Regions from separate parts of the Homo sapiens genome. Here region 1 is linked to region 2. A link is an interaction called in ENCODE POLR2A ChIA-PET data of the cell type or tissue named here. Cell type or tissue: Caco-2. All regions are shown on one strand. Each heading gives the region's core, and the rest is flanking DNA. Links, peaks and the distances in the headings are about the cores only.

Region 1 (7,817 bases), core at 1,980-5,979, 200 kb before region 2:
ATGGTTTTGGTTGTCTTTGTGAACTTGTGCTGGCACCTTCTAGTCACTGCTCAAGCCACTTCCTCATACCTTGGCCCCACCCTGCCGTCACCTTCTCAGGCGGAAGTCTATGCCACACTTGGCTTGATACTCCAGTGCTGTTCGCAATGTCCGCCTCTGTGGTCATTGTGCCTTAGCCCAGAGGAAAACAGCTCCCCTTCCTCAGGGGTCAGCTCTTTTAGAGGGCCCTGCAGCAGGATTTCCTGAGCCCTGAGCTGTTGTAGTTTTTGTCATTTTACTGGCCCTGGGTGGGTCCAAGTAATACTCACCCCACTGTACCCCAAAACGCCCATCTCCCTGGACCTTCGGACTCGAGTTGAGTCTGGCTCATCTTTACCTGGACAACCAGGACTCCATCTTTCCCCAGGATCATTCTTGTCAAAGTCCTCATGGACTATTTTATGGTTCACAAAATTACAGTGGAGTCACAGCCAACTTTCATTTAACTTGAATAAATTTGGCTGGGCACGGTGGCTCATGCCTGTAATCCCAGCACTTTGGGAGGCCAAGGCAGGGGGATCACTTGAGGTCAGGGGTTCGAGACCAGCATGGCTAACATGGTGAAACCACATCTCTACTAAAAATACAAAAATGAGTCTGGTGTGGTGGTGGGTGCCTGTAGTTCCAGCTACTGGGGGGTGGCTGAGGTACAAGAATTGCTTAAACCCAAGAGGCAGAGGTTGCAATGAGCCAAGATTGCGCCACTGCACTCCAGCCTGGGCAACAGAGCAAGACTCCACCTCAAAACAAAACAAAACAAAAAACCCACAAAAAACAAAAACAAAAACTTACACAAATTCATCTACATGTGCTTGGCTGGGCCTCCCTCAGGACCTCTGGCTGCATCATGTATTCAATAACAAGTGGATGCAATCCAGCCTGAACCAGGGATAACATTTCTATAGCGCTTACTGTATACCAGGCTATACCAGGCAGTGTTCTGAATCCTTTGAATGCATTAACTCATGAGATAACATTCCTGTGAGGTGAATGTTATTATAGAATTCTCCTTTTATGGAAGAGGAAACTAAGGCAGAAAGGTCTAGTGACAACTCCCATCCTTACCCCCGGCTCACAAAGCTAATAAGTGGCAGCTCAGGGGTCCAAATGCATGTGGCTGGCTCCAGCAAGTGCCCTAATTTCTGTGGGATGGTGCCCCTGTTTGAACAATACCTGGCAAATACCTGTGAAAGAATGTGACTGACTGTAAGTGTTCCCCAACCTGTGTAGAAGCAGCAGCAAAGTCCATCATGTGTATGCAGGATTTCCAGAGGTAATTCTGACTGTATGCCCTTTCTCCCTGACACGAGATTTTTGATTACTTTAGAATTGAGCTTGGGAGGCTTAGGTGGGAGGATTGCTTGAGCCCAGCCTGGGCAACATAGTGAAGCCCCATCTCTACAAAAATTAAAAATACAAAAAGATTAGCCAGGCATGGAGGCACATGCCTGTAATCCAGCTGCTTGGGGGGCTGAGGCAGGAGGATTGCTTGAGCCCAGGAGTTCGAGGTTACAGTGAGCTATGATCACGCCAGTGCACTCTAGCCTGGGTGACAGAGTGAGCCCCTGTTTCTAAAACAACAACAACAACGACAAAAACTCCCACATTTGCTGCCTCTCCATTATAATTATGCAAAAGGCTAAGCAAAGTGATAACAAATATCTGTGTGTGCAGACTGAGCCTCCCCAGCTCATATATCTGCATTGAAGGCCTTTGTGGCCTTAAGTCTGGCCTGTCTCTTCGAGGGTGCTTCTGAACATCTAATCCAGGAAACTCTAAGCAAGTGTTTACTCCATGCCGAGAGTACTGAGAGCAGACACACAAGAGCCTCTGAGTCCAGCAGAGCCAGTGACACAAAGAGGGCCCAGAAGGGTGACTGTCACCTGCAGTCAGATGAGCAGGGTTTGTTCAAGCAGCTCTGTCCCTGCTCTCTGATCTGCCTGTTTTTCCTATGTGTGGGTGATGTACTTCCAGCAAGGCCCTGCCTGAGCCCATCTACTCCAGAAAGTCCAGTGTATACCAAAGGTACTGCCTGCATCTTACTGACAGATGAGTATGAACTCTAAGCAAATAATCCAGAGGAATGCTAAGGTGCAACTTGGTGTTTTCTCACTGATCCCTAATGCTGATTTTATTATTATTATTATTATTATTATTATTATTATTATTAATTATTGAGATAGGGTCTTGCTGTGTCACTCAGGCTGAAATGTAGTGGCGTGATCTCAGCTCACTGCAACATCTGCTTCCCAGGCTCAAGCCAATCCTCCCACCTCAGCCTACTGAGTAGCTGGATGACAGGCACACAACACCATGCCTGGCTAGTTTTTTTTGTAAAGATGGGGTTTCATCATGTTCCCAGGCTGGTCTTGAACTCAAGTGATCCACCTTTCCCGGCCTCCCAAAGTGCTGGGATTACAGGTGTGAGCCACGGTGCCCAGCCCTAATGCTGATTTTCATTTACTCTTCCCAGAGCTGATTGTAAAAACTGAAGCTAAAAACTCTTATAAAGTAGAGTGTTCTCAGGACCACCGCACTGCACAACTCTAGGGGTGCCATATATGTTTTGCCATATGAATAGTGCCCGTTGGAGCTGAGCAGGACACAGCCTGCCCAGATTTGCCAGGGTCAGAGTGAGACGTCTCTCACAGGCTGCCCAAAGGGAAGGGCAGTAATTGTCCCAACCTACAGATCTTTGCCCACCTGAGCCGACCCCACCCATCCTAATGGGAAACCGAGGCCTCTAGGGGTACCCCTGCTGCCCTGGAACTAACTCTGGGCAGGTTAGCATCCAATGCCCACTGCTTCTGTCCGGTCCAGTCTTTTTTCTGTGGCTATACTCACTCTCATCACTCTTCCAACTGCCAGAACTCACCTTACCTTGAAGTTGAAGCTGATTCAGTGTCAATTAAAAGGATTCAGTTACAACTGGTGGAGGTGGGCAGAATGGCAGAGGATGTAAAGGGAAAACAAAGCAAAACAAAACAAACCTGTGCAGAAGATGCTGAAAGAGGGAGAGAAATAAAAGAGGATAATATAGCAAACATCACCTCCACCCGTTCTTTCCATATATCCATTTAATCCTCACAATAATATTGTGTGGGCTCTTTAGCTTTAGCTCCCCACTCTACAGATGAGAATACCGAGGGCACAGAAGTGAGGAATTTGCCTAAGTAGACAAAGAATCAGTGGCAGCACCAGGCATTGGATCCAGACAGTCTGGCACTTGGGCCCTTGCTCTTACCCACTGCACCAGGCTGAGCATGGGAGGGTGGAGGCCCAGAAAATGTCAAGGTGAGTCTGGACTGGGCCAGTGGCCGGCAAAGGTGGGCAGAGGCTCCCTGAGTCACCACCCTCCTCTCCCCCAGCTGAGCAACTCACCGTAGTGGGGAAGATTTCCTTCAATCCCAAGGACGTGCTGGGCCGCGGGGCAGGCGGGACTTTCGTTTTCCGGTGAGTGGCAGCCAGGAGCCAAGCTGGGGACATGGCACTCACAGCCCTCGTGGGCACTGTCCCCTGGAGAGACATTCTTTCAAAGACTCCCCGAGGTGGGTACAGGTTGATCCCTCACTCGCCAGTCCTGCTCTTTCCTTTATCTGTTTTTTTTTTTTTTTTTTTTTTTTTGAGTCTTGCTCTGTTGCCCAGGCTGGAGGGCAGTGGTGCAATCTCAGCTCACTGCAACCTCCGCTTCCCAGGTTCAAGCAATTCCGGGCCTCAGCCTTCCCAGTAGCTGGGATTACAGGTGTGTATCACCATGCCCGGCTAATTTTTATATTTTTTTTAGTAGAGATGGGGGTTTCACCATGTTGGCCAGGCTGGTCTCGAACTCCTGACCTCAAGTGACCCGCCCGCCTTGGCCTCCCAAAGTGCTAGGATTACAGGTGTGAGCCACCATGTTTGTCCCTTTATCTGCTTTCCCTGAATGCCCCCCTGCCCCCGCCATCACCCACTTTCCAGGGGACAGTTTGAGGGACGGGCAGTGGCTGTCAAGCGGCTCCTCCGCGAGTGCTTTGGCCTGGTTCGGCGGGAAGTTCAACTGCTGCAGGAGTCTGACAGGCACCCCAACGTGCTCCGCTACTTCTGCACCGAGCGGGGACCCCAGTTCCACTACATTGCCCTGGAGCTCTGCCGGGCCTCCTTGCAGGAGGTGAGTTGCATTGCGGTTCAGGGAGGGTGAGTGGGAAGGTCCGGGCTGGAGAGTGATGCTTTGGCCCTTGCTGCTGCTCAGTACGTAGAAAACCCGGACCTGGATCGCGGGGGTCTGGAGCCCGAGGTCGTGCTGCAGCAGCTGATGTCTGGCCTGGCCCACCTGCACTCTTTACACATAGGTACCCGCACTTCCCCTGCCTCCCGCTCCCTGTCCTTAGCCCCTGCCTTCCGCCCTCAGCAACCAGCTTTCTTTCTGCCCCTCTCCCACAGTGCACCGGGACCTGAAGCCAGGAAATATTCTCATCACCGGGCCTGACAGCCAGGGCCTGGGCAGAGTGGTGCTCTCAGACTTCGGCCTCTGCAAGAAGCTGCCTGCTGGCCGCTGTAGCTTCAGCCTCCACTCCGGCATCCCCGGCACGGAAGGCTGGATGGCGCCCGAGCTTCTGCAGCTCCTGCCACCAGACAGTCCTGTGAGTCTATCCACCAAGTCCTCCAGGCACACAGCTGCCCCAGGCTGCAGGAATCCGTCCCTGTCCCAGTTCCCCTCCTGAGGAGACTCCATGACACTTGCTGTGTGACTTTGAGCTGCTCCTCCAAGCTTGTTTCCCTTAAAGAAGGGATAATTTGTCCCTCCTTCTACAGCAGTATCAGGACTGTTTTGCCACCCAGGGGACATTAGGCAATGTCTGGAGACATTTTTGACTGCCATGACTTGGGAGGGAGGGGCTACTGGCATCTGCTGGAAATGCTGCTAAATGTCTTACAGGACAGGACAACACCCAACACAAAGAACTAACAAAATGCCAGTTGTGCTGAGGTTGGGAAACCCTGAGCTAGAAAATGGTTTGTAATCTTCACTGTGCTTCACAACCACTGCGCAACTTAAAAAAAGAATGCCCATTGCCGGGTGCGGTGGCTCACGCCTGTAATCCCAGCACTTTGAGAGGCCGAGGCAGGCAGATTGCTTGAGCTCAGGAGTTCGAGACCAGCCTGGGTAACCTAGGGAGACCTCGTCTCTACCAAAAGCACACACAATTTAGCCGGTGTGGGTGTGTGCATCTGTGGTCCCAGCTACTTGGGAGGCTGAGGTGGGAGGATCGCTTGAGCCTGGGAGGTGGAAGTTCCAGAGTCAAGATCACACTACTGCACTCTAGCCTGGACAACAGAGTGAGACTCTTTCTCTCAAAAAACAAAAAACAAACAAACAAACAAAACCCCAGGCCCCACACCCCGTGATTTTTACCTAATTGCCTGGGTCATTTTTATGTGGAGCCAAGTTCCAGAACCACTGGTATCGAAGGTTTTGGAGGGCATCAGATGAGCTAATTAGTTGATACACAGAGCAGCGTCTGACCCACACAGACACTTGCGTTTGGGACCCCTGAATTACGGATTTTGAGTCACAGTGTGTGGGCGGAAGTTGAAGCCAGAGAAATGGATGCCAATCACACAAAAGGACAGTCACCAGGGAAGGCTGCCCCCACTCCTAAAGTTGAGAGAAAGCTCAAAGTGGTGAGCAGGGCTCAAGGACTAAATGCATGATGTCATGAGACTATACAGTTTATATTTAAATTAGTGGCCTATATATATATATATTTTTTTTTTTTTGAGATGGAGTTTCGCTCTTGTTGCCCAAGCTGGAGTGCAGTGACATGATCTCAGCTCACTGCAACCTCCACCTCCTGGGTTCAAGTGATTCTCCTGCCTCAGCCTCCCTAGTAGCTGGGACTATAGGCAGGTGCCACCATGCCCAGTTAATTTTTGTATTTTTAGTAGAGATGGGGTTTATGCCATGTTGGCCAGGCTGGTCTCGAACTCCCAGCCCTCAGGTGATTCACCTACCTCGGCCTCCCAAAGTGCTGAGATTATAGGCATGAGCCACTGTGCTTGGCCCTATATATATATATTTTTGAGACAGGGTCTTGCTCTGTCATGGAGTGCAGTCATACCATCACAGCTTACTGCAGCCTTAAACTCCTGGGCTCAAGGGATCCTCTCACCTCAGCCTCCCAAGTAGCTGGGACTACAGGCACACAACATGGCACCCAGCTAATTTTTGTATTTTTTTGTAGAGGCAGGGTCTCACCATGTTGCCCACGCTGGTCTTGAACTCCTGGCCTCCCAAAGTGCTGGGATTACAAGGTGTCAGCCACATGCCTGGCCCAATATTTTAACATTTGAGAAATTCCACATAAAATTTGGATTTCTGGATTTTCTTTAAAAAAAAAAAAAATCAGAATCGCTTGAGGCCAAAAGTTCAAGATCGGGCTGGGTAACATAAGAAGACCCATCTCTACAAACAATTTAAAAATTGGTCAGGCATGGTGGCACATGCCTGTAGTCCCACCTACTCAGGCCGAGGTAGATTGCTTGAGCCCAGGAGTTTGAGGTTACAGTGAGCTGTGGTTGCGCCACTGCACTCTAGCCTGGGCAACATGAGCAAAGCCCCAACAAAAAAAAAAACAAAATCAGCTCTGCCACCCTGGAGAGTCCCCTGGTGACAACCGGTTGAAGCTAAGGACCAGCTGCCCCTGCAGAAAAAACCCATGCCAGGTCACCACAGTCCTCCTGATTGCCTTATTGCCTCATGTATGGCACCCACTTATGTAACCCTATACCCTGCAGGAATGAAGCTTGGAAACCTGAACTAGCTCAGTAAGGGCAAAGGTTTTGGATGAAAACCATGGGCCCCCTATAGTAGTGTAGAGGGGAGGGATCTAGAGCCAAGGAGATGCTGCCCAGGAAGCATCTTGAGTTCCAGTCTGAGCCAAACCCCTGGCAGCTCTATCAGCCCATGGGAGAATTTAGCCAGGCTGACTTCCTGGAAGCAGAGATTTCCTTCTCATGCCCATCTCTCTGGCTCCAGACCAGCGCTGTGGACATCTTCTCTGCAGGCTGCGTGTTCTACTACGTGCTTTCTGGTGGCAGCCACCCCTTTGGAGACAGTCTTTATCGCCAGGCAAACATCCTCACAGGGGCTCCCTGTCTGGCTCACCTGGAGGAAGAGGTCCACGGTGAGGGAGCCCTGGGCAGGGCAGAGAAGGGAGGACGGGCAAGACGCTAGGCAGGCCTGAAGCAGACTCTCCTCCTCCTCTTCCATCCTCCAGACAAGGTGGTTGCCCGGGACCTGGTTGGAGCCATGTTGAGCCCACTGCCGCAGCCACGCCCCTCTGCCCCCCAGGTGCTGGCCCACCCCTTCTTTTGGAGCAGAGCCAAGCAACTCCAGTTCTTCCAGGTCAGAAGGAAAGCTTGGGAATGGCCCCCAAAAGTCCTAAGTTTGGGTCCTGGGCAATAAGAAATGGGATATTAGATTAGCTGAGGGAAAACAGGAAGAGCTACCTGGTCCTGGGAGCCTGGCTCTTTCCCTAAACTGGGAGCCAGCCTGGACTCCTAAACTCCGCCATCTTGGCACTCTCTGGTCCATTCACTGCCAGCTTTGCCAGCCCCAGCTGCCCTTTGTATGGGAATATAGCCCATTCCTTTCCACCCGAGTCATCATTCATGCTGTGCCAGTAGCCCACTGCACTTGAGTGAACTTGAGCAAGAGACTTCATGCCTCTGAACTGCAGTTTGCTCAATCTGTAGAATAGGGACAGCAGTACCAAGCTCATAGGTTGGTGGTAAATAAC
Region 2 (4,000 bases), core at 1-4,000:
AAAAAAAAAAAAAAAGGTGGTGCCCGTCAGTGCTGTGTCTCTTTCACTTGGCAGCCAGGGAGGAGTGAGAAGGCTCTGGATTCTGTGAGGGGAGCTTGGGCCATGCCTCCTGTTCTCTGCCTCTCCTGTTCTCTCCCTGCCTCCCCCTGTTCTCTTCCTGCCTCTGCTCTTCTCTCCCTCCAGGTCCAGTCACATGCTGAAGTCAGAATTCTTTTGAGGTGTCAACCTTGACCTTGTAGTGAACTGAAACAGAAGCTTAAATGGTGTAGACTTTAGGTGATTCAGACACATAATCGCTGAGAATCACTGCTTTAAATAATTTATTTGATGAGTTTCTATGTTGTACGTATGGGTAAGGCACTGTAGGGAAGATATGGCTTCTGCCCTTAAGGTTTCATTCTCTTTAGGTAGGACAAGACATGTCTACATATTACAGTAAAAGCCAGAGACTGTACGTAATAATAAACAATTATCCTTTGTAGACCTCTTACTGCATGCTGCTGTACTAAGCATTTTAGACCCTTCCCCTTTAAATCACATGACAGTCCCATGAGGAAGGTACTATTTTCCTTGTTTTATTTTTTGTAAACATATTTGTAGAGATGGGGCCTCACTATGTTGCCCAGGCTTGTCACGAAGTCCTGGGTTCAGGCGATCCTCCTACCTTGGCCTCCAAAGTGCTGGGATTACAGGCATGAGACACTGTGCCCAGACTGTTTTTATTATTATTTTTGAGACGGGGTCTCATTTTGTCCCCCCAGGCTGGAGTGCAGTTGCACAATCATAGCTCACTGTAGCCTCCACCTCCTGGGCTCAAGTGATGCTCCTGAGTAGCTAGGACTGCAGGTGTGTGCCACCATGCCTGGCTTTTTTTTTTTTTGGAGACAGAGTCTCACCTTGTCACCCAGGCTGGAGTGCAGTGTCACGATCTCAGCTCACTGCAACCTCTGCCTCCCGGGTTCAAGCGATTCTCCTGCCTCACCCTACTGAGTAGCTGGGATTATAGATGCACGCTGCCACGCCCAGCTAATTATTTGTATTTTGGTAGAGACGGGATTTCACCGTGTTGCCCAGGCTGGCCTCCAACTCCTGAGTTCAGGCAATCCACCCTCCTCGGCCTCCCAAAGTGCTAGGATTAAGGCATGAGCCACTGCGCCCAGCCTTCTGACTAATTTTTTTTAAAAATTTCTGTGGAGATTGGGTCTCGTTATGTTGCTCAGGCTGGTCTCAACCTCCTAGGCTCAAGCGGTCCTCCTGCCTTGGCTTCCCAGAGTGCTGGGATCATAGGCATGAGCTGCAGCACCTGGCCCTATTTTCTTTATTTTATAGTTGAGGAAACTGAGGCTCAGCGAGTCCAAGTACATGTGACTAATGGGTGTAGCTGGAGATCCCTATCGGAGAAGGGGCAGATAAAATATCTGTTCAGAGGAGGAGGAGACAGCTTTTGTTTTATGGGGACGGGAGATAAAAAGGTCAGAGAAGTCTTTAGGGTGGAATGTGACTTGGGACTCAAGGGTAGATAGGATTTTAAGATACGGAACATGGGAGAGAGCTTTGCGGGGGTGGGGAGGAGAATATAGGAATCAATCACTGATCCTTCCCTCGCCCTTGTGTTCTCTCTTCACTTAGAATGGAGTCAGTGGGCAGGAAGATGGTGATTACCTGTCCGTTGACCCTCCCTATCTAGACACATGACTTCCACGTGACATAAATGTGACTGCAGTCAGGAAAAATTCAACTCGGACTGTGCTGTGTTGAGTAATCAGAGGGAGAAGCAGTGGGGTTGGCGCAGCGGGAGGAAGTTTTCTGCAGGAGCTGGAAATTCAGATGGGTCTGGAAGAATATGGATAGGGCACTGAGAGGAACAGAGTGGACACTCGGGCCAGGAGGATAATAATGTCAGAAGTACTGCCCCGAGAAGCAACGCCTCATTTCCAGAGCCTAAAAGAGCTGCTCTGTCAGAACCAGTACGGTTTCTCATCAGAGAGGCTGGGCAGGCCAGGACCAGATGGCCAGAGGGGAGTTGGAAGGGTGGTTGTTTTTTTTTTTTGTTTTTGAGGCAGGATCTTGCTCTCCCACCCAGGTTGGAGTGCAGTGGCATGATCTTGGCTCACTGCAGCCGCAGTCTTTCCACTTCAGCTTCCTGAGTAGCTGTGACTACAGTCACATGCCACCACGCCCAGCTAATTTTTTTTTTTTTTTTTTAGATGGAGTCTCGCTCTGTTGCCCAGGCTGAGTACAGTGGTGCCATCTCAGCTCACTGCAACCTCCACCTCCTGGGTTCAGGCAATTTTCCTGCCTTAGCCACCTGAGTAGCTGGGATTACAGGAACACTCCACCACGCCCAGCTAATTTTTTGTATTTTTAGTAGACACAGGGTTTCACCATGTTGGCAAGGCTGGTCTCAAACTCCTGAACTCAAGTGATCTACCTGCCTCGGCTTCCCAAAGTGCTGGGATTACAGGCGTGAGCCATCGCGCCTGGTCTTAATTTTTTAAAATTTTAGTAGGCATGTGATTTCCCCATGTTGCCCATGCTGGTCTCAAACTCCTGGGCTCAAGCGATGCACCTCAGCCCCATGAAGTGCTGGGATTACAGGTGTGAGCCACCATGCTGCCACTGGAAGTTTTATGAACGGTCAAGATGGTATTCCTTCTGGTGGTGTGTTCTTGTCTTCCTGTCACACAGCTGAGACACTTCCAGGTGGCCTCTCTTCTGTCTCCGCTTGTCACAGGCCAGGTGGGGGCATCCCAACTCGAGTGTGAAGCCAACACCCGGGCCAACCTCTGCACTAAAAGTGGAGCCGCTTTCAGGGGAATAACTTGTCAGTTAATTTTTTTTTTTTTTTTTTTTTTTTTGAGACAGAGTCTCCCTCTGTCTCCTGGGCTGGAGTGCAGTGGCGCAATCTTGGCTCACTGCAACCTCCACCTCCCAAGTTCAAGCGATTCTCCTGCCTCAGCCTCCCAAGTAGCTGGGATTACAGGCATGGATCACCATGCCTGGCTAATTTTTTTGTATTTTTAGTAGAGATGGGGTTTCATCATGTTGGTCAGGCTAGTCTCAAACTTCTGACCTCAAATGATTCCCCCCACCTCGGCCTCCCAAAATGCCGGGATTACAGGCATGAGCCACTGTGCCCAGCCAGCTTGTTAATTTGCTGGTTCATTCAATCAGCAAATATTCAGTAAGGGCATACCATGTGCCCAATGCTGTGCTGGGTGGTGGTAGGCAGCGCAGGCACAATTCCTCTCCTTCCAGCTGTCTGCCCACTGGTCTGATCCTGTAGATCTGTGATAAGACAGCTCTTGGCCACCATGTGTATGGGGAGGGGTGTAAATTTCTTCCTATTATGTACTCTCTAACTTTATTATTTATTTGACAGACAAAGCCACAGACCCAAGCATGTCGGAACAGGATTGGTCAGCTATCCAGAATTTCTGTGAGCAGGTGAACACTGACCCCAATGGGTAAGGTAACTTCTCACACACATAGTTGACTCTGGGGGCACCCCACACTGAGTGTAGGCCTTTGTCTCTCAAGACTGTTTTAGGGTTAAGCTCTCTAGGCAAGGATCGGTGGCTCATGCCTATAATCCCAACAGTTTGGGAGACCAAGGCAGGAGGATTGCTTGAGCCCAGGAGTTTGAGACCTGCCTGGGTGACAGAGTGAGAGACTCTGTCTCAAAAAAATAGAAATGCAGTCAGGCTGGCATTCATTCTCTCATTTTCCCCTATAATCCTGAGAACATTATTTTTCTAAAATTAGCAAATTCATGTGGGGGAAAAAAAACACAGGATAGCTCACTTGCAACTGGCAGTTATTAATTTTAAATACTGTTATAAAACACTAATGCTGAGGAGAACTCTGAATGTTACTGATAGACTATAGACACGTTACCTAATTAAAAGAGATCTGTGTATTCTCCACCATTTAAATGTAATTTTAAGAAAAAGGAAAAGGGGAAGGTTTTATTGAATTCTGTTTCCACAGCATCTGGATA

What was found. Peaks named below come from ENCODE experiments on the same cell type or tissue, not always from the same donor. Only the 100,000 strongest peaks of a DNase experiment are listed, where the experiment ranks them.
Region 1: POLR2A ChIA-PET joins it to region 2 with 5 read pairs; 2 of 35 experiments call an interaction of 5 or more read pairs at or near these places.

The regions. Positions count from the first base shown.
Region 1 is chr16:23,691,569-23,699,385 of GRCh38, reverse strand. ERN2 (endoplasmic reticulum to nucleus signaling 2) reads left to right here. Exons shown (of 22, transcript NM_033266.4): 14 at 3,408-3,492; 15 at 3,997-4,186; 16 at 4,268-4,367; 17 at 4,459-4,658; 18 at 7,055-7,202; 19 at 7,296-7,423. Among named protein-coding and RNA genes, the nearest start is that of PLK1, 17 kb to the right of the region's middle. In Caco-2, for the core only: no CTCF peak of the experiment used is centred there; a DNase peak (open chromatin) is centred at 4,279.
Region 2 is chr16:23,495,161-23,499,160 of GRCh38, reverse strand. It overlaps GGA2 (golgi associated, gamma adaptin ear containing, ARF binding protein 2), which reads left to right. Exons shown (of 17, transcript NM_015044.4): 2 at 3,383-3,467. Among named protein-coding and RNA genes, the nearest start is that of GGA2, 13 kb to the left of the region's middle. In Caco-2, for the core only: no CTCF peak of the experiment used is centred there; a DNase peak (open chromatin) is centred at 1,700; H3K4me3 peaks cover 712 bases.